Linked DNA regions of Mus musculus: region 1 is linked to region 2. A link is a loop called in an ENCODE intact Hi-C map of the cell type or tissue named here. Cell type or tissue: heart. All regions are shown on one strand. Links, peaks and the distances in the headings refer to the core of each region. The heading gives the core; the rest is flanking DNA. Region 1 holds the start of Mir6372 (microRNA 6372). Region 2 has its middle 360 kb from the start of Gm25387.

Region 1 (11,195 bases), core at 1,177-9,176, 760 kb after region 2:
TAGTAAACAGATTATTTTTTTATTACGAAGTGTTAGAACTCAAGCCGACTTGAAGTTCAATGTCCTTAGTGCTTACTTTACATTTATTTCATTTTCTTAAATCCTGCCGAAATATGTATGTGTGGGAGTACAGCCTTTCCACAAATTATCTTGATATTTGGGGGCCTTATTTTCTTTGGGAATCTGGTGTCTCTCATCTTTGCAAAGTTAGAGGATACATTCTAAGCAGACACCTCATTGAAATATCTGCTTGCCGCCCACCAGAGACAAGAGCAATGCTTACTCTTCTTCTCTGCCGTCTCAATGACCGAACTGGATCAGGAGTCCATAAAGCATTCTCAGACCTGTGGTATGCAAAGATAAAGAGGCTGCTGAAACTTTGTTGGTGAAAGCATATTAAGTATATGTATTTTGTTAGGAAAGGAGAAACAAAAGCAAGGCATTTGGCAATCTGCAGACAGAATTGAAAATATGAAGTTAGCCTAATTAAAAATACATTTTTTTAACTAAGCGCTGGTTTTGTGGTAAGCTCGAAGGAAGGCCGTGAAAAATTACATGGAGCTACCTGCAAAAGCAGTTACTTCCCAGTCTTCAGACCTGCCCAACCCACTAAAAGCAGCAGTGCAAAGACTGTGGCCTGAGAACAAGACAGGGTTCAGAGGAGCAGCAGCTGCAATCACCACCGGCTCTCACCTGCTCCTCAGAGATGAGCACGCAGCGCCAGTGAGGTAGCACAGCCTCTGGTGGAGGGGATACGGTCAGCTCAGGGGTTAATAACTGAGCTGGGAGACCAAGGCCCCAGCTTTTCTCGGGCTTGTGCTCCACTCCTACTAGGATACAAGCTTAGAACCAAGAAGAAGGTGAATCAGAAAGATGGTGAATTTGGAAGTGACAGGGAAGTGCATCATGAGGGCTTTGTTCTTACTCCTGAATGCTCATAGAGGCAACAAACTCAACCTTGGGAGAACCCAGCTCTCTCAAGGGAATAATGTCTCTTCCGTTCACGATTCATAGACAGAGGTGAAGCCAGCATGGTGCAAAGATTGGGTAGAAGGAAAGAAAAAGGCAGAAACTGTTAATACAGCAACCCAGAGAAACTGTAGGATTGTACTACACAAGCATTTTTTTTAACTTCATTTATTTATTTATTTTGGTTTTTCTTTTTTTTTTTAAATATTTTTTATTACATATTTTCCTCAATTACATTTCCAATGCTATACCAAAAGTCCCCCATACCCACCCACCCCCACTCCCCTACCCACCCACTCCCCCTTTTTGCCCCTGGCGTTCCCCTGTACTGGGGCATATAAAGTTTGCGTGTCCATTGGGCCTCTCTTTCCAGTGATGGCCGACTAGGCCATCTTTTGATACATATGCAGCTAGAGTCAAGAGCTCCGGGGTACTGGTTAGTTCATAATGTTGTTCCACCTATAGGGTTGCAGATCCCTTTAGCTCCTTGGGTACTTTCTCTAGCTCCTCCATTGGGAGCCCTGTGATCCATCCAATAGCTGACTGTGAGCATCCACTTCTGTGTTTGCTAGGCCCCGGCATAGTCTCACAAGAGACAGCTACATCTGGGTCCTTTTGATAAAATCTTGCTAGTGTATGCAATGGTGTCAGCGTTTGGAAGCTGATTATGGGGTGGATCCCTGGATATGGCAGTCTCTAGATGGTCCATCCTTTCGTCTCAGCTCCAAACTTTGTCTCTGTAACTCCTTCCATGGGTGTTTTGTTCCCAAATCTAAGGAGGGGCATAGTGTCCACACTTCAGTCTTCATTCTTCTTGAGTTTCATGTGTTTAGCAAATTGTATCTTATATCTTGGGTATCCTAGGTTTTGGGCTAATATCCTCTTATCAGTGAGTACATATTGTGTGAGTTCCTTTGTGAATGTGTTACCTCACTCAGGGTGATGCCCTCCAGGTCCATCCATTTGGCTAGGAATTTCATAAATTCATTCTTTTTAATAGCTGAGTAGTACTCCATTGTGTAAATGTACCACATTTTCTGTATCCATTCCTCTGTTGAGGGGCATCTGGGTTCTTTCCAGCTTCTGGCTATTATAAATAAGGCTGCTACAACATTCTAAATGCATGCAATTTGAGAGCAACTTTATGCCCAAACGAAACTATGGATTCAGGATTTATTTATTTCCAGCAAGGCACCAAAGTGACTTTAGCTTATGTAGAATTAGCATGTCAAAGTTACTACATGAAGCCCTTGCTGTGTTGTCAAGATTTGGTGAAGTTTTAACTAGGAATATAGTTCTACAATCTGTTTGTCATGGAGTCTCCCTTTCTAAATAAAAGTGTCTAAATATAGCTGTGGGAAAACGGAGCACTGAAAATCATTCTGAGTATGGACAATGACGTTCTACTATCTATTGGCTTGGTCCTTCTTTATACCAGCACATTTCTTTAATGAGTTCTTGTGGGCATTATGTAAAATTTAATGTAATTGATTAAATTATAGTAACTCCTTGGCTTAGAAAGCAAAAGCAGCAAATATTAAGCTTCTTTACCATCTCATACTTTATTGAAAATGTAGCTTATATAAAAGAGCCTCATTGATCCTAAGACTATCACACAGTCTAGAGTACAGGGAACTCAGTGCCTTGAACATACAAGTGAATATTGGAAAAAATTAATTTTTTCAGTTCTTACGATTACTAGAAAATTTTAGTTATTCATAATTTAAGAGTAATGTATATATTTCTATCACTTTATAGAAAGTTACTGCAAATGTTGTGACATAAGACAATGCACATTTATTCAGTTTTGTAGATTAAGACTTTTAACGTCTGTTTCATTGTACTTAAATCAAAGTATCACTGGGGTGGCAGTTGTTCCTGAGGACTGTAGGACTCAGCTTTCCAGAGATCATCCACACTTCGTGTCCTGCTACCTGTCCTCCACCTTCAGAGCCACCAGTATAGCAATACTGCATCTTTCTGAAAAACTCCTCCATGTCCTGCCTCCTTAAGTTCAGCCGGGAAGGACTCACTGTAATTAAAGATTTACAATATTTGATTGGGCACACTTGGATAGGTGAGGATTGTCTCTCAGTTTCATAGTCATTGACCTTAGTTAGAGTTCCAAAGTGCCATTAGCATATTGTAAGTTTGGTATATAAAGCTTCCTGTTGATGAATTATAAGGATATGGACACCTCTTGGGATCATTATTCTAGCTAATCTTGTTTGTCTCCTAATGATTCTGTTTTGGGTATCTGCAGAAGCAGAGAGTGAAACAAGAATTCCAGGGCTCAAAGTTTCACTGTAACACAGACAATACTGCCAAATGAGGAACTTAGAGAGAAGTCGTATTAGCAAATGGAATACCAAGCTTCATCCTATTGGGGAACCAGAGGGAGGGCAGAGTACTGAGAGCTTAACAAAAGTGTGAAGAGCAGAACGTGACATTTGTCCTTCATATTCTTCATGTCACTGGCCCTGCATGTGGGCCTACTGTGTTCCAACAGGCAGGCTGAACACCTTAAGCAAGCACCATCATGTTCATAGTAAGTAGTTTTCACTTGAAGGAGTGAACCAGAGTTCCTGTCCCGGCTGGGGGTAGGTGGACTGACTTCATCATCTCCAAATTTATCACTGTGTTCCCCTTGCACATAGAGTTCCAGCATTTTTCTGGGTTTTCCCTTTCTAGCTCTGTGGTTCAGGTACTCTTCTGCTTCAGTCCAATGATCTCTCCCCCACTGTCTTTTGTGCTCTATTTGACCTCAAAATATGTTTTCTTTAACACAGACTTAAGTGTCATAGAAAACAGACAATCAAAAGTCTTCCATTGATTCCCCATTAACTGTAAAAGAAAGTCGTCAGCTGAGCCCTCGGGACTTCCATTCTGGCCCCACAGACTGATTTTTGTCAGCTCTTAGTTTCTGCAATGTGATGTGTGTGCACTTTACTCCAGCCCACAGAGCAGAAGCTACACCATTTGCCTGCTGCCTTTGCTTTGTTTCCTGGCCTTCGCCACTGGATCTGAGTCTGGATGCCAGGGACTCTTCACCTGGCTGGCATCAGGCTCGCCCTCATTACTCTTTCATCTGGTGACTTTCTGTGTTCTCGCTCTTGATCATAGAGTCTCCTTTTCAGGGCTAATGATCCAGTCTCTGGCATCCTTGAAGTTGTGGATGAAATCTTTCCTGCCTTTATTTAGGTTTCCATTTGCCTGTCCCAGCTGGAAGCGAGGCATCTTTCTCCTCTCAACTCTTTCACACTCTTCTAGCTTGTAGTACTGTTTGTTCCTAATTTCATAGAACACAAGCTTAATCATCTCAGATAGGTGTCAACATCTTTGAAGGGAACAGAATGTCATTTTTGTCCTTTGCTTCAAATCTTGAATGTGCTCCTTGCAGCTCCTCTAGTTTTGTGTGGCTGTAGTAGTTTTGTGTGTAGTTTTGTGTGGCTGTAGTAGTTTTGTGTGTAGTTTTGTGTGGCTGTAGTAGTTTTGTGTGTAGTTTTGTGTGGCTGTAGTAGTTTTGTGTGTAGTTTTGTGTGGCTGTAGTAGTTTTGTGTGTAGTTTTGTGTGGCTGTATTTGGAAAACACAAGTCATCTGTTTTAGAGAACTGTGACCAAAGCGAACACTGAGAGGGAAAATGAATTTATATTTTAGGGGGGAATTCTACTTCAGGGCATCTTCTTTTCACTCCTTCAATAAAGGGATGGACATAGAAAACCAGCATGCTTAAACCCAAAACTGCCTGGATAGAAGGCTGGAAGTTTCCCCAGTTCTTTTCAAAGAGGTAGTGAGAAATGAAAGACTTCTGCCTTTTCAAAACCAATGAGGTACAATTTTAAAGTATTTGGAATTTTTCATTTAAACATCTTCAATTTCAAAAAAGTAATTTTCAAAGACCCTAGAATAGAACTCACTTTGGAATTCCAAAATACCCAGAGGTTTCCTGATGGCTGGCTTTGGTCTTCTCCATCTGAAACAAATCTACATTTTTATTTGGATCCAGGAGTCAAGATGATAAGGTGGCCTGAGAAACTTGGAAAAGCATCAGGGTGGTGACCTGTGCTGATGCTGCATAGCTTTTCTCCAAGGCATAGGTATGCAGGACACACTGAGTGGTGTGGTGTGGTGTGGTGTAGTGTGGTGTGGTGTGGTGTGGTGTGGTATGTGTGTGTGTGTATGTGTGTGTGTGTGTGTGTGTGTGTGTGTGGTCTATGTTGTATGGTGTGCAATTATGTGTGTGTATGGTCTATGTTGTAGTTGTGTGTGTGTATGTGTTGTATGGTGTGGAATGGTGTGTGTGTGTCTGTGTTGTAGTATGGTGTGTGTGTCTTGTGTGGTTTACAGTGTGGTATAGTATGTGTGTGTGGTCTAGGGTGTGATGTGGTATGTATGTGTCTGTGTGGTGTGTAGTACATGGTGTGGTATGGTTTGTGTATGTGTGGTGTGTGTGTGTGTGTTTGTGTGTGTGTATGTGATGTATGGTAGGATGTGATGTGTATGTGTTTGTGTGTGTGGGGTGTGGTATGTGTGTGCAGTGTATGGTGTGGTGCGATGTGTGTGTGTGTGTGTGTGCTGGAAGTTGTACTTCACAGTAGTGTTGAGCTATTTGTTAGAGCCAACAACAATTTGTTGTTGTATTGTTTTCCAGATAAGAATATATTTTTCTGGAGGTATCATCATTTACTTATTTATGACCTCACTGACATTAGTCAGTTGAGTTAATCATCCACACATGATCACATGATGTTTGCAGTGTACAGTTCTCAGCTCTGGAAGTTTAGAAGGACTTCTGAACCTCACCTGCAAACATTTCAAAATAACTGGCTGTGCTGTGCTGTGCTGTGCTGTGCTGTGCTGTGCTGTGCTGTGCAAGTAATGCCAGATGACTGTAGTGAGCAGGCGCTGCTGTGCTCCCTACTGCCCTCTGTAGGCTGACAGAATATGAACATGGTGGAACTCGGAGCTTATAGATCATACAGAAATCATCTACTCTCCTCTTGCAAGCAATTTAAGAGCTGAGCAAGCAGATCCGACAGTATTAAGAGAAATGAGTCCCATCCAGACAACACGAGTTACAACTGAATTTCAGGTCTTCTGACTACTGGACCATAGTCTTTCCTATTTAAAGTGTGGTCCTTGGACCAGTAGTGCCACTTGAGAGTTTATTAAAAATGCCGAGTCTTGGGCTGCACTCGTGACCTTCTGGATCAGAGTCTGCTGAAACAACTTCCACAGACGAGTTGCAGTCAGATTCTTTTGAGGAAAGCTTTACCCTTGCTTTAACTGCCATGTTTGAGAACATTTCCTGAATCTCCGCATTTAGCACAGTGGCCTAGAACTAGAAATGTAATTGATGTATTTGGAATGCATTTTGGTTAAGATTTGATGTCTTAGACATATCTTTTTTTTTCTTAGACATATCTTTAAGTATTCGTTAAGTACATGGACTTGATTATACATTCTGCATGTGTTTGACATTGTACCATGGGGAAAACGTACTTGAGCACTTATTTGATACTCCCTGCTGTGACTGAAAGAGAACAGAAGCACTCTCAAGGATCTCACTATCTGGTTAAGGAAGAGGGACAATTCAGACTCGTGGGAATACTGTGGGGTAAAAGTCACAACCAGGAAGAACCCTGTGGCATATGGTGTTTGCTGTGGGAACGTGGAGTGAGATCACTGAGTTCAGACTTTGGCATGATCTATGGTGGAACCAAATAAAAGCAAAGTGGACCACCGACTGTACTGAGGAGTGAGAGGAGTGCCTGAGCCAGAGGTCCAGTCAAGAGAGAGCAGCTTAAGCTCACCTCATGTCGTGTCTCAAGGTAAGATGGAGACTACACTTAAGTGTAGTACTATGTGAGCCAGTACGAGGCTGATCTTGTCCTAAGAAGTGACTTGTTCCTTCAGATGTAAAAGAAACTATTTTTCAAACATGAGGAGAGTCCAGGCAGTACTTTGAAGTATTAATTATTGGTATACTCCATATGCATTACAGCCCAGAACATGATGGACCTATTATGTTGCTCTTTGATCCGTCTCATTCTCATCACACATCTGGCCACAGTCTAATGCTGAGACCCACAGTAACAAGCAGTCCCATGGTTCAGTCCAGAGAGAGGCAGCCAATCCTGTTAACCTTCAAAGGAACATCACTCAAGTGAGATGATGAGTCCAAGATGATGACTCTTAGCCACATGTGGCTGCCAAGAGCTCTTGAAATGTGGATTGACAAACAGAATTGTGATCAGTGGAAGAGGACACCAGGTTTTAAAGACATATCAAAAGTGAAATGTTTATGTCAATTACTTAGTGAAATATTACTTTGGCTACATTGGGAGTTAAGTGGTATATTAAAAGTAGATTCACTCTTAGCTCTTTGGTTGCAGCTACTGGAAAATTAAGAATTATACATTTGATCCACATTAGATTACTGTGGGCAGGCTATGTAAACATAAATTTACTTCCAAATAATTACCCTTTTTCCCACCCTGGGAATATCCTCCCAATTCTGTAGGTGGCTCTAGATAACCTAGAAGTGGTTTTGGACTTTAATGATTGTGTAAAATTGGAGTAGTCAAACAACATCTGAAGAATTTCTTTATATGTTATTTAAGTTTTTAAAATTTGATGTTGTACTTAAGCAGCCTTACAGTTGTTTTGATTGCTTGGATGTGTAGGTATGGGATGTGTGTAGCTCTTTCCCTCTGGATTGTGAAACACATGTCCTATAATAGGCATATGTGACATACACTGGGTGGGATGGAATGTTAGGTTCTGTTTTCAGTTTGGTGTCGATGTGATAGCTATAGTTAATAAGAGCATTGTGTGAGTGCTTGTGTTTCAGGAAGAAAGGCTCCCTGGATCTGCCTCAGAGCTTTCGATATTCTGTACAGGGAATCAAATGACATGTTCAAATTAACTGTGGCCAGACACATCCACATGATATGAATATAAATGTTTGAGTCTTGTTCAAACTAGGGTTCTTGGTACCATGAAAAAGTGGCATCTTGTGCAGTAAGTCAAAACCACTGTATCTAACTCTTTTACTGAGACCTTGCAGTACAGGATTTGCATTAAACTTAACTGTGATATTTCTTTGAGAATATGTATCTCAGCCCACTTGAAGGGAACTTCTTCAATGGCCTAAAACTTTCAGACCATAGTTTTCAATGTTTGAAAAATCATCTACTGTTCTAGACTTTTAAAGAACTCTTATTATTTGTTTACTTATGTGGTGTAGATGGTGGTAGTGGTGGCGTGTGCATGTCCTGGTGTGCTGAGGACAACGTGTAGGAATAGACTCCTTCTTGCATGTGGCTCCTTGGGATCAACTGAGATTATTAGACATGGCAAGCAAGTGCATTTACCCAGGGGGCCCCCCTGCTGGACCTAATCCCACAGTTTCACTGGCAGTATCGAGGTGGTTGATTGGGAAGACTTTGAGACTGACTATAAGCTGTTTGTTTTGCTAGTAGTAGACAGTTTTCCTGTTTCATCAGTTAGTAAGCAAAAGCAGTCCAGTGCACAAGAAGCAGCCATGGAGGTCCAGGCCCTCACCTTCATGTTTCTTCACAAATTGATTCTCGATCGATTTGTATCAATTAACTCATGGAACAGCCAACTTGCCAGCTCACCATATATCTGTCTATTGTGCTTCCCCTGCAGACCACACATTAATAGTAGGCCATTTGGGGGCACTTCCAAGTGTTTGCCCTTTCTACTCTTCACTTGGCCTGCGGCCCTTTAACCATCTGCTGGGCTCTGCCTCAGTTCCCTGTGTTATGCCTTTTCTCAGACAATAGTTCTTTGGCTTTCAGGAGTTTTAAGTAATCTATTGTGATCTGTAGTGTTGGGCTTGTCTTACAAATGAAGACTTCTTAATTCATAAAGAGAGGGTAAGTTCCTGCAATCCAAGTACTTTTTAGTTTTGCCTGTTGCCCTCAGTGCTAACTGGATGAACCAAACGGATATCCTACAGCCTATTCCTGCATGTGGAAACCAACTGAAGTGTCAAACACACACACACACACACACACACACACACAATGTTAGCTATGTGTTTTGGGCTGACAAGTCTGTTGCGGAATAAAACAACACTTAACCCTTTGTCAGGCAATCAAATGACCTTTCATGGGTGTTGCCTAAGATCATCAGAAAACACAGATATTTACATAACAATTCATAACATGAACAAAATTACAGTTGTGAAGTAACAACAAAAATAATTGTAGTGTTGGGTTTACACACAAGATGGGGAACTATATTAACAGGGCACATCATTAGGAAGGATGAGGAGCGCTGAGTTTGAAAGAATAGGAGCAAGTTAACTAAAGTTTCAGTATGCTGTGACGGGGCATTGAACTGTCCCATGCAACTTATTCCACTAGAAAACAGATCCATTAGAAGATGCAGTATGTGGCTTTTCTCTCTCTCTCTGGCTTCTGTCACCTTGCCACTTGTTTGTGACATTAAAAAAGTAATAAAATTATTAGTGGTCGTAGAGTAGTCGGAGCACCACTTCCAAGAGCATAACGGGCTTTGTTCCTACGAATGGCAATTTGTTGTGCATTAATTACAATCTAAGTGAACTAAGTTCCGAAGAGTTGTTGCTGTGCAGACAAAGAGAAATCAGTCAGGTAAAACCAAACTTAACTCGTGGCAGCTGGGACTACAGTTCAGGTGTCCAGGTGCTTGGCTGGCATTCACAAACCCTGGTCTCCATCCCCACAGTCACACAAATGGGCTGTGCCGGTGCAGCACTTAATCCCAGCTGTGAGAACCAGAGGCAGAAGGATTAGAAGTTCAAGTTTATCACGGACTCATTAGCAAGTTTGAAGTAATCTTGGGATATATAAGACCCTGTCTCAAAAATTAATTCATTAATCCTTGAAACTTGTAATTATCATGGAATTGAATTTCATAGAGGTTCTAGATATTTTTTTTAAAAACTGAATTCTTGGTACATTTAACAAATTCAATGTATTTCCCATTTATTCTTTGGTAAATTGACCATTTCATGAATAGTTTCATGCTCTGAGTAGAGCTGATGAATCAGATACATCTTTAGAGAGCTTATAGGACCATGTCCTTTAAGCCTATGCCCAGTACCTAGTCTAGCACCTCACACAGCTTTGAGGATGCTGTCTTCTTTTGCAGGAGTGAGGGCTCACCCAAAACTAGACTTTGAAGTCAGTTCTCTACGAAATCATGTCAGTTTTCTGGACTTTTATCTTCTCAGATCAAAGGTAAAGGGACTGAATGCTGAGCTCTTCTTCCATCCATAGAATGCTATGGTGCCAAAGCCAATGCAAGCTGTCTCTAGACATGGACAGAGTGCAGGGGTTAAAGTTACTGAGTCACTCATGCTGAGTAGGATCATCCTCTCCAAGGTGTTCGCTTGGACCTTTCTGCCTGAGCAATGGTCTAGGAATTGGGGAAGGAAGGACTTAAGTATCTGGGTATCTCTGGGTGGCCCTGAGCTTCCACCAGCTCACTGCCAAGAACATCCTGTTATTGATGCCACTGGCACGTGGGCATGTGCTGAGAGTGCCCAAAGCTGGATTGGGTGCAGGCTGAAATGCTCCCAAGTGTGAGTTATCTGCTGATTCCTGCCTGCTTCCATCCATTCCATGCTGAACTTTTTGTTCCTTATCAATATTAATCATTTACTTGCCATCCTCAAATAGACTGCTTTTATCAAAAGGAGGAGGGCATACACTGAGTGCATTACACCCCACAAGCATTTCTGTGCAGAGAAGGCCTTATTCTGTCTGGGGTATTCATATATACTTGTGAATTCAAATTAGAATAATAAATAACTTAAAAAAAAAAAAACCAAAAAGCCCGTGTTGAAAATAGCTACAGCCTAATTTAAAATGCTATAGAAAAAGTCCAATCTTTCTTTCTGGTACTTTATAGCATTAGAGGTTTTCCCAAACAGCACAGTTTCAAGACTACACCGGCTAACTGTTCATGCAGTGAGGCTGCTCCTCTCTAGACTGCCAGCATCTCCCCAAGTCTCCCAACCTTCACAAGTTCTAAGCACAGTAAAAAGCCCGCACTTTCTTTAAATTTCCACCTGTAAAATGCAACACACACCTCAGCACAGGTGCCAGGGGAAGAAGGAAGACAACTCCGTGCTGGAGAAGCCATTGGCAGAGCACTCTGCAGTCTTTTCACTCGGCTCTCAGGGAATGTGGATTTAATGCATGGGCAA
Region 2 (11,195 bases), core at 1,753-9,752:
GACCCCTTTGGAAGTTAAATGAGCCTTTCACAGAGATTGCCTAAGACCATGAGAAAACACAGATATTTACATCTTGATATATAATAGTAGCAAAAAATACAGAGTAGTAAGGAAAATAATTTTATGGTTGGGGTCACCACGCTAAGAACTGCATTAGAGTATTATTAGTAGTATTATTAGTATTATTAGTAGTATTAGGATGGTGGAGAACTACTGATCTAAACCATACTGAGGTAGCTCCAGTTTTATAAATACACTAAATAAAAAATAAACCCTGTATTCAAATTTTACCCAGTCTCATTTTTGATGTCATGAAAATACTTCACTTCAATCCCAGTCATTCTGTTGTATTATATGATTATTTTTCCCCTAGAAACTACGGCAAAATTTTAACATAATCTCTAATGACTTTTTTTCTCAAAATCTCTTTAAGAATAAAAGAGATGGGAATTAAGTGAATAAGTTTGAGATTTGCAGGAAAGTTAAGTTCTGAACCTAGGTTGAAAACCTCCCAGCCACGTTCTATCCGTTGCTTGTCTCTCGTGATGTCTGGGGGCGATTAAACTTAACTTTTCTTTTTAATTCCTCACCAACTTTGAATAGACTCTCCCAGAAAGTGAGAAATTCACTCACAGAAGCTTGTGTTTCTTTAAGAGAATGTACTGTTCTGTCTTCCACAGTCAGAAAGACTGCTAAAAGTATCATATCTTAGTAACATTTTGTTGAATCTCAGAAATAGATTTATATTACATAAAACCTAGAGTGTTGTCATTGGAAAAGAATAGTTATAACATATCCACATGCAGAGCTTAAGGCAATTTAAATCTACCGAGCTCAGAGAGAAATGAAGAATCTCTTGTGCTTAGACACTGCCCATATCAGAAAGAATTGCTTATGGAATCCCACCAATTCAGGCATTCCTGGTACACGATTTAGAGGCCTTATTTAGAAATGTAAAGCAAGAAAGATTATTTGAAACTCTTTCTGCTTAATCAATTTTGTTGGTAAATGTAAGACAGTTAAAATTGTACAGTTAGTCATAGCCACACCCTCTATCAGAAAACATTTTCAAATACGAGTTCTATAATATGACATCTTTCCTTCTGGAACACAGGTGCTTTGGTTGGCATGGAAGGGCTGGGTGCATGGAAATAACCACTCTGCATAGTTAGTATTGACCCAACATCATTTTTTGTGGTCCTAGCAGACCTGAGAGTACAGTGATTGAAGGCCAAACATGCGTGAGTCAAGTCCAAGCAGCCAGAAGGTAATTTTCCTTTCCAAGTGTCTGAAAGCCAGAACTGAGAGAACAAGAACCAGAAGTGCATAAGAAAAACCCAGAAAGGACTTCATGCTCCAGCCCTTGTAACTGGGATGACAAGACACCCTAGATAGAGAGAGCTCAAAACTGCCAGGAAATGCTCTGCACTCTATAAAGAAACTCTGCAGTTCGTGTTTAGGGAAGTCAGTTGGACAGTCATGTCTTCTTTATGCACTCTCTCCTAATGTCTGGGCTCAGGCTGCAAATATCTCACCTAAATTAACCAACATTTTAGGAATTTGAGAGTGAAGTTTTTGACAGATATGCCGTGCATGAAATGTTATGAAAAGTATCAATTAGGGTATAGAAGTTCTATGAATCATAATACATTATAAACACAATATAGTAGTGCAGTAAAGAAAAGTTTTTATTTGACGTTTTCTTTGCTGCCCACGGCAGAGCTAGGCACCATCATCAGGGCCACACTCTACAGCACACTTCTCAGTAGGGCAGAGAAACAGTGTTCACCCATCTGGAAAATCCTTGGGCCTCGCAGAGGAATCCCTATTGCTATTCAAACCCTTATGATAATCTAATCTAGACAGATATTTTTTTCTTAATGAATGAAAATGGCTTTAAATGACTATAAACCTATGTTAAATTAGCACCCTGTTAACTTAATACAAATAGCATCTTAAGCCAAATGAAATTAAATGATCCCTAAGAAAGATTATCTTAAGACTTACCAATCTTCATATGCTTAAAGAGAATTTTTATTTCAAGTGATATATAAATATCATATAACTTATCTGATGATCAAATCTCAAGTACTCTGACCTACCAAGAACACTACTTCAAATACAGAAATTAATTTTTAAAGGAAAGAAATCTCCAAACGGCAAATTACCATTAAAATGGAAGGAAGAGAAGTGGTGGAAGGAAAATATCTGTCTAATAGCACCCTGCCTAGGTAACAAGAGGCACACCATGAAATGAAGCAGAAGACTCCATACTCGGAAAATGTAGACACGGGGATCCTCGGAGGGCAAAGACAAACGCCAAGTAAGGCAGGCAGGCTGTCAAAACCAAGTATGTTTCAATTATGTGGATACTGGTTGTCCAAGGGGTACTGTGTGAACAACACTGATTAGAGAAGGTTGTTAACAGACAGGAAAATGTGTGCAAACAGGGGGCACAGGGTGTAAAAGCCTGTGTCAATGTGTTCTGTCAATGTGCACTCACCTTGAGGCTGTGAGTTCTCATCATCTTTCTTGAAACCTGACTCTGTACAGGTGTAGCTACACCGTAGAAATAGATATGTTGTAGAGCATGTATCACTATTGCCCATCTCTGAGTTGTAGTAGAGACATGTGAATTAACCTCCAAGTGCATATAAGGATATAAGCAGTATAAGTCTTGGTGGAATGTTGTCAAGGTGCATTTTCTGAAAAACTATGAGTAGAGGTTTTGTTTCTTGACAGAGCTGGGTATATCATTTGTTGTTTGGCAGGCAGGTTGCTTATTTTTCCCATCAAAAAAATTAAAATGTACATAGGTACTTCTATTAAAACATACCCGCCACAAAACCATTTCCTAGTTTGAACAACTATTTCACGTGGGTATCTCCCAGATAGGCTAGATTTTCCTATATCAGTTTCGGTTAACCAATAAATCTGTCAACACATTAAGTATTGCAGATTTGGGAAACGGCTTTCATATTTGTATTCCTTTCCTGGGGTAATTCTCTTACAGTGAATTTGCATCATAAATAAAAGCTTCAAGTGTCGCTTTTACTTTCTTCCCATTCTTGAGAAAAATGAAAGCCTTAGAGTGAAGGGCATGTTTGGGACCCTGAGTAGGTCACAGTTCCAAGCTGTAATTTCAGCAGACAAATTTGTTTGATTCCTCAAGATAATAAAAGAAGACACTTGGTTCAAAGTTTCAGCTGTCCGTCATGTTGATCTTCAGTGTCTTTGTGGTCTAGCCCAGCATGCTCTAACACTATAATACACAAACATTAACTTTAGAGGGATACTTGTTTCCAAAGCTCCATAGAGTCTTCTGCCCTGAATGTTGGTCTTTCTGTGCATGTTCTCTTTCTGTCTACAAGACCATCTCTACAAATACTTCCCTAAACATCTCCATTGCCAATACTCACCATTTTCTCAATCCTGCCCTTGCAGCCTGTGTGACTCATTATAGCACAGGGTGTCTGATCATTTTGTCAGACAATTCAACTATTTCAGATATCTTTTTCACCTTTGGTTATAAAATCATTTCTAAGTATAACAGCTCATTCAGCATAGGCCTGAGCAATAATTACCTACCATATTTCTGGACTATTATGTGGATGACTGTTTGAGTACCTAGAGTATGCCTAGCTATACGTGTACTCCACTGTGGTTGACCCCCAAATGGGCCACCCAAGAGGATGCCATTTCTTACACAATTTCCTCAACAGTACTTCTCATAAGAAGACTATGGGGGCATTTCTTTGCCACAGCAAAAAGCCAACAGAGTATTCTGATCTTACCACCCACATATCCAAAGCCTCTGTCACTGGCATCATTATACTGTCAGCAGGTCTCTTCACTCATGGACCAATGCTAAGCCTATTTCCTTAGATAACGTATCCCAATAGAGGAAAACAGTTCCAAACTCAGCACTTCTCAACATGAAGGTCAAGCACTGGGTGCTGTGCCCTGAACTCTGGATTTGGAGACCTAGTTCCACCCATAGTCTTGACCCGTCAAAAAGTCTTCAGAACTCATCTGTGGATAACAGCTATGACTATGGGATCCAGTTGACCACTGAAACAGCACTTTAAAGAATCAGGGCTACAGTAGAGCATGTAGAAATGTCTGGTATGAATTATTATTTAATAAGTCAAGGCTATTGTCAAGGTTAATATGTCAAGGTTATAACACAATATTTAATAAATAAATACATCTACATACAGCTACACCTCTTAAGTATTAATTTGGGAAATTCAAAGAATGACTGAGTCCAAGGTGTGGTCTGAGCTCTATTGACTGTTGAAATTTCAGTCTGAAAAGTAATCTAAAGTCCTTCAGTTAGTTTTTGAAAGACAAAACAGCCATCTTGGGGAGGCAGTAAGGGTGTCCTCTCCCTTCCCTCCGGAAGCAGAGGCTCTGAGGCTGCCAGGTAAATGGCACACACACATTGCATAGAGCATATCTCCACAGGCCCCATAGCAACGACTTTCAACTCTTTTCCTCTCCTGATTTGCTCTTTCTCCCTCTATCACTAGCCCTGATCAATGCAGCAGGTCAGCCTGAAAGAATGGACAGCCTCCAAGCCACATACATTTAAACCACTTTAATGCAAATATTGATCTTAGGAAAAAGGACACAGAATGGGCTCCCACCCCCTACATACACACACTTTTTAGTGAACGTGCCTTTTTCCTAGGGTTCTACTACCCATAATAAAATAAATCCCGTAGAGCAGTATTCTAGCATCTTTTATTCACAGGAATGCAGAAGTCACCCAAGAGATGGGCCAAATTCAATGCCAAGTATGCAAACCTCCTTTGTAGGTACTTTGGTAGACTATTGAGTCATATTCTCTTAATCACGCTTGGAACCCTTCTCATATTTCCTAGGGGAGCTATTCTGGTCCACACAAAGGCACACTATCAGAGTGGGTGTGGTATTTTGAATCACAGGAGTAGTTGTGCAACACCCATGTCCACTATTCGAACATTTATTTCTTGTGTACCCAAGATTATCAAAGCATTGTAGCAGAAAGCCACTGTCCAAGAGGCAGAATTAGCAACAGCGTCCAAGTAGGAGCTGAAGCCCAAAAGGAGAGAGATCAAGGGCAGGAAGGAATTCTAAGGGCCACTTTGAAATTCGAAACTAAAAAGATCTGATATTCTATCTGTAGGCATTTTCAGGCTAGAATAGGGTGGCGGTTGGGAGGGGGAGAAAGGAGAAGAAAAACTGCGTGTACAAAGAAAGCTTGCTTGGCCTGTGGCCAAGAAAAGAGGCATCACAAACTGGGAGGAGTTTGAAGGCAACACAAAAGAACCTAGAGCCAAAGGACAGAGGGGGAGACAACCCAACTTAAAAGCTCTGGGCCAATGCTGGTTGCTTCAAAGCCGTGCTAGCTTCTTATACATGTTTGTCTCCCCCAACACCAAGGGTTTGTCACTGCTGTTGTCATCTCCAGTGACTGGAAAGCAAAATAAAGCTGCACAGGCTCCCCCACCTCTACTGAGATGGCTTCAGACATGGAAATAGCCCAGTACAACCTTCACCACAAAGGAGCGTTCCTCTCTCGCTTCCCTTTGCTCCCTGAGACGCATCTTTATGCAAAGGGGCAGATGTCATCATGACAGGGACCAGGAGATGTGTACATCAGGTGGACAGAATGTTCACTGTGGGCTTATCAGCCTAAAAGCTGCAGATAACTGGAGGTGAAGAGAGAACTGAGTGGTATGCAAAGTGGGAGGCCAGCTAGGCAGAAGGAAGCCTTTGACCTTGGAGAGGCGAGGCGGAGTCGTACCAAAGTGTAGGGTGGGAGTGGGGGAATGGAATGAGGAATTCCGTGCTGTAATATATTCTGGTAAAAATGGGGCTGTCATCTTGAGCTACAAGTTAGAAAGTTATTACTTTTAATATGCCACTACCTTAGGCCTATACTGTTATGTAAAAGAAAAATAACCTTGTGTGACAGTTTAACATTGATCGATGTGCCTGCCAAACGCGAAGAGATAAATAAGCAGGTGATGAATAAACACCACTTCAAGTAAAGACATTACGCCGCATGCATAAAACGGCGCCAGGCACCTAGGAGCTGTGGGTGGCCGAAGGTTGGCCATTTCATGCCCACTCAGTAAAGCAGACTTAATCGCTTCCAATATTTTCTGTTAAAAAGCACGCTTAATGAGCCAATTTCACAAGCCCAGAGAAACTGATTATTATCTCCGAGTTCCAACAGAGTTGGTTGTTTTCCAAGAGCCAGCTCTTTTTTTTCCTTGATGGGATAAAATCCTTTTTTAAAAGAGAGAGAGAAAAGAGAGAGGGGTGCCAGAAGAGAGAGAGAGAGAGAGAGAGAGAGAGAGAGAAGAGAGAGAAGGGGGAGTGAGAGAGGGAGGGAGGGAGAGAGGGAGGGAGGGAGGGAGGGAGAGAGAGAGAGAGAGAGAGAGAGAGAGAGAGAGAGAGAGAGAGAGAGAGAGAGAGAGAGAGAGAGAGAGAGAGAGAGAGAATATGTGAGCCAAGGAGCCAGCCTGAGGGCACAGACTCCTGCTCACCAGGCAAGAATGGCCGCTAGATGGCAGTGTTACCCTGCAATCTGCCCCAGGGCCCAACTAGGTCTGGACAGAAAGCTAGGAGGGTAATTAAAGCTCAAAGCAGCCGCCTGAAGAGTTCACACCCTACCACAGTGCAGGCCCTTTGTCCAGTTTCTTCATGCCCAAGCAGCTAGAAGGCAAGAGACAAAGGGACAGCCCCCAAAGGCCTCCGTCCCTCTAACAAGCAAGGTTTGAGCATTGCCTGCTAGGCTTCCTTTCTTTGGGTGCAAGAGTCCTTTCTCTGGTGACATATTTACACGGAGAGCTTGGCCATCACTGTGTACCTTACAGGATGAAGCAGACGACTACTGGGGGCAAAAATTCCAGAAGACAGAAATCTCACCTTTACCTTTTTTTATTTTTTTCAGGAGAGTGGCCCCTTTTCTTTTCTTTTCTTTTCTTTTCTTTTCTCCTTTTCTTCTCTTTTTCTTTTCCTTTTCCCCTTTTCTCTTCTATGCACTTTGCACACTCCCCCGCCCCCACAACGTTTGTTTTTGTTTGTTTTTGTTTTTGTTTGTTTGCATAGTTTCAGTAAGAGGTCTACAAAAATGGATACGAATAGGGTGGAAAATGGATACGAATAGGGTGGAGGGAAAGAGAAAGACAGTGCCCATGATGGTGAGAACAGGAACATATAACACTTTGTGTTTCTGACTGAGTTCATGAGAAGGCAGCTCACTGAAGGCCTGAGAAGTACTTTTCTTTCTGGTTAGAAGTTGCTCCTGTAATAACAGACTATGACAGAAAAGCATTCGTATTTTCTCGCCTTGTTTTATAAAATGACAGGTGCATAAGGAAACAAACACCCAAAGATGGAGGGAAAGGTGTGTGTTTGCTTGCTTGTGCTTGGTGAGGTCCAGCTCGCCAAGGCTAGCAAGGACCCTTGAGGTCTTTTGCCTGTCCTTTTGTCTCCAGGATGACACCTGCCCAGTGAGGCTCTTGAGTAACTTCTCTGCTTCGGGTGCCTTCTCCAGTCACCTGTGGTAAATACGCTCTGGAGTTGGTCCTTTCTACAGTTCCGTTTCTGTTTTATCCCTAGCATCTCTGCTTTGCTGCTCTACAGAAGCAGACTCCAAGTGGTATTTTCTCTGAAGCTTCTAAATGCTCCTCAGACGTCCTGATTCTTCTCTGTAATGGACCAATCGTTGCTAAGCATTACTTCATTCTTCTCTCATAGGTGTCTAGAAGTAAAAGATAAGAGCCGAGAATTATTTTTGCTCTATTGCTAACTCTCTTCTCCTTTGAATCATCAGAGACAAAATTAACCTCAAAATTCATGAATTTAATACTTCTGTCACACATCTTGAGAACATTCTCTTACAGAAAAAGAACACACATCAATTATTTGGTTAGCTGATAAGAAATGAAAGGCCAAGTTTGGAAAATGTTCAAGTTTTCTATGAATATTCATAAATAATGAACTTGCATCTCAAAATTTTCGCATCACAAAAGTTAAAAGAACATACATAGTAAGTGATATCTGAATGTATCATTTCTGAGAGGGGAGGGTCCCCCAGACGTCCACTGTCTTTTCCCACAACAGTGTGTTAGGCACTGTGAACAGAGCCTGGGTCTACTGTCCTCGAGCACACTGGCTGGTGGCTTCAAAACAGTAATGAGGTCAAGGAGAACGGTCTCCAGAGTTGGTCCCTTGCCTGGACCTAGGAGGTCCTTGATGGCTGCTGGACTTAATTAGTTGAAGAGCCAGGAAAGAATAATCGTGTTGCCTAGGGCTGCCACAAATGGATACTGTACACCAGCTGGCTTGAGAAGACAGAGACTACCTTTTTTTTCACCATTTTGGTAGTTTCAAGTGTGCAGTGTTCAGTTCTGAGGGAAAATGCATTCCTTTCCTGTGTTCAAGCTTCCAGAGGCTGCCAGCCCTGGAAAGTTACCACGTGACATGTCAGGTGGGGTAGATAATTCATAAGATGGTGGCAATAATCACGGTACCTTGTAAATCAAATGCTAATTTGCAAGCCTTAAATACATATAACTTGTAAAATGGATATTTATTAATAAGGGGATGGTTTGCAATTCAATCCAGCTCTGAGGTCACTTGCAGCAAGAATGCTGGAGGATACGGCATCCCAAAAACTTCGGATCATGCCTCCCAGTCAGTAAGAAAGATGAGAGGGTCAATTCGAACTCTTCTACATGCTAGTTGAACCTGCACCATTTGTTGAAAATGCTGTCTTTTTTCCACCAGATGGTTTTAGCTCCTTTGTCAAAGATCAAGTGACCATAGAAGTGTGGGTTCATTTCTGGGTCTCCAATTCTATTCCATTGATCTACCTGTCTGCCACTGTACCAGTACCATGCTGTTTCTTATCACACTTGCTCTGTAGTACAGCTTGAGGTCAGGCATGGTGATTCCACCAGAGGTTCTTTTATTGTTGAGAATAGATTTGCTATCCTAGATTTTTTTTGTTATTCCAGATGAATTTGCAAATTGCTCTTTCTAACTCTGTGAAGAGTTGAGTTGGAATTTTGATGAGGATTGCATTGAATCTCTAGATTGCTTTCAGCAAGATAGCCATTTTTACTATATTAATCCTGCCAATGCATGAGGATTGGACTTCAGAGACTTGAAGTTCTTATCATACAAATCTTTGACTTCCTCAGTTAGAATCACACCAAGGTATTTTATATTATTTGTGACTATTGTGAAGGGTGCTGTTTCCCTAATTTCTTTCTCAGTTTATCCTTTGTGTAGAGGAAGACCACTGATTTGTTTGGGTTAATATTATTTCCAGATACTTCACTGAAGTTTTTTTTTTTAATCAGGTTTAGGAGAATGGAAATTAATCCATTCTTATGTCCTTGTACAAAGTTCAAGTCTAAGTGGATCAAGGAACTCCACATAAAACCAGAGACACTGTAACATACAGAGGAGAAAGTGGGGAAGAGCCTCAAAGATATGAGCACAGGGGAAAACTTCCTGAACAGAACAGCAATGGCTTGTGCTGTAAGATCAAGAATCCACAAATGGGACCTTATAAAATTGCAAAGCTTCTGTAAGGCAAAGGACACTGTCAATAAGACAAAAGGCCACCAACAGATTGGGAAAAGATCTTTACTACTTCTAAATCCGATAGGGGGCTAACATCCAATATATGCAAAGAACTCAAGAAGTTGGACTCCAGAAAACAAAATAACCTTATTAAAAATGGGGTAGAGAGCTAAACAAAGAATTCTCAACTGAGGAATACCGAATGGCTGAATAGCACCTAAAAAAAAGTTCAACATCTTTAATCATCAGGGAAGTACAAATCAAAGCAACCATGAGATTCTACCTCACACCAATCAGAATGGCTAAGATCAAAAACTCAGGTGACAGCAAATGCTGGCAAGGATGTGGAGAAAAAAGAACACTCCTCCATTGCTGGTGGGATTGCAATCTGGTACAACCATTCTAGAATCAGTTTGGCAGTTCCTCAGAAAACTGACATAGTACTACAGGAAGATCCAGCAATACCTCTCCTCGGTATATACCCAGAAAATGTTCCAAATTGTAATAAGGACACATGCTCCACTATATTCATAGTAGTCTTATTTATCACAGCCAGAAGTTGGAAAGAACCCAGATCTTCCTCAACAGAGGAATGGATACAGAAAATGTGGTACATTTACACAATGGAGTACTACGCAGCTATTAAAAACAACAAATTTATGGAATTCTTAGACAAATGGATGGATCTGGAGGATATCATCCTGAGTGAGGTAACCCAATCACAAAAGAACACACATGATATGCACGCACTAATGAGTGGAATTAGCCCAGAAACTCAGAATACCCAATTTGCAAAACACATGAAACTCAAGAATAAGGAAGACCAAAGTGTGAATACTTCGATCCTTCTTAGAAGGGGGAACAGAATACCCATGGAAGGAGTTACAGAGACAAAGTGTGGAGTAGAGGCTGAAGGAATGACCATCCAGAAGCTGCCCCACCTGGGGATCCATCCCATAAATAACCACCAAACCCAGACACTATTGCAGATGCCAACAAGATTTTTCTGACAGAAGCCTGATATAACTGTCTCCTGAGAGGCTCTGCCAGTGCCTGGCAAATATAGAAGTGGATGCTCACAGTGATCCATTGGTCAGAGCACAGTGTTCTCAATGAAGGAGCTAGAGAAATACCCAAGGAGCTGAAGGGGTTTGTAACCCCATAGGAGGAACAACAATATGAACTAACCAGTGAGTCCAGAGTTCCCTGGGACTAAACCACCAATCAAAGAAAACACATGGTGGGACTAGTGTCTCTAGCTGCATATGTACCCAAGAATGGCCTAGTCAGTGATCAATGGGAGGAGAGGCCCTTGGTCTTGTGAAGGTTCTATGCACCAGTATAGGGGAATGCCAGAGCCTGGAAGCGGGAGTGGGTGGGTTGGGGAGCAGGGAGGTGGGGAGGGGATTTTCGGAAAGGAAAACTAGGAAAGGTGATAACATTTGAAATGTAAATAAAGAAAATATCTAAAAAAAAAAAAAAGAACAAAAAAAGGAAAAAAAGCTGAGAGGGAAATGATGGATCAAAAGACTTTGTGTGACTTTGGGTTTGTTTGTTTGTTTGTTTATTTATTTATTTATTTATTTTTGTTTTTTGAGCCAGGA

Evidence for each region. Peaks named below come from ENCODE experiments on the same cell type or tissue, not always from the same donor. Only the 100,000 strongest peaks of a DNase experiment are listed, where the experiment ranks them.
Region 1: it touches region 2 in a loop (10-fold over the local background); 18 of 42 quality-filtered maps call a loop at or near these places.

Annotation. Positions count from the first base shown.
Region 1 is chr11:26,195,810-26,207,004 of GRCm38, reverse strand. All of the region lies in intron 1 of 5730522E02Rik (RIKEN cDNA 5730522E02 gene), which reads left to right. It overlaps Mir6372 (microRNA 6372), which reads right to left and starts at 4,765; the gene lies at 4,657-4,765. In heart, for the core only: a CTCF peak has its summit at 5,898 (motif pointing left); no DNase peak of the experiment used is centred there.
Region 2 is chr11:26,957,165-26,968,359 of GRCm38, reverse strand. No RefSeq gene overlaps it. Among named protein-coding and RNA genes, the nearest start is that of Gm25387, 360 kb to the left of the region's middle. In heart, for the core only: a CTCF peak has its summit at 6,557 (motif pointing right); a DNase peak (open chromatin) is centred at 6,589; H3K27ac peaks cover 727 bases.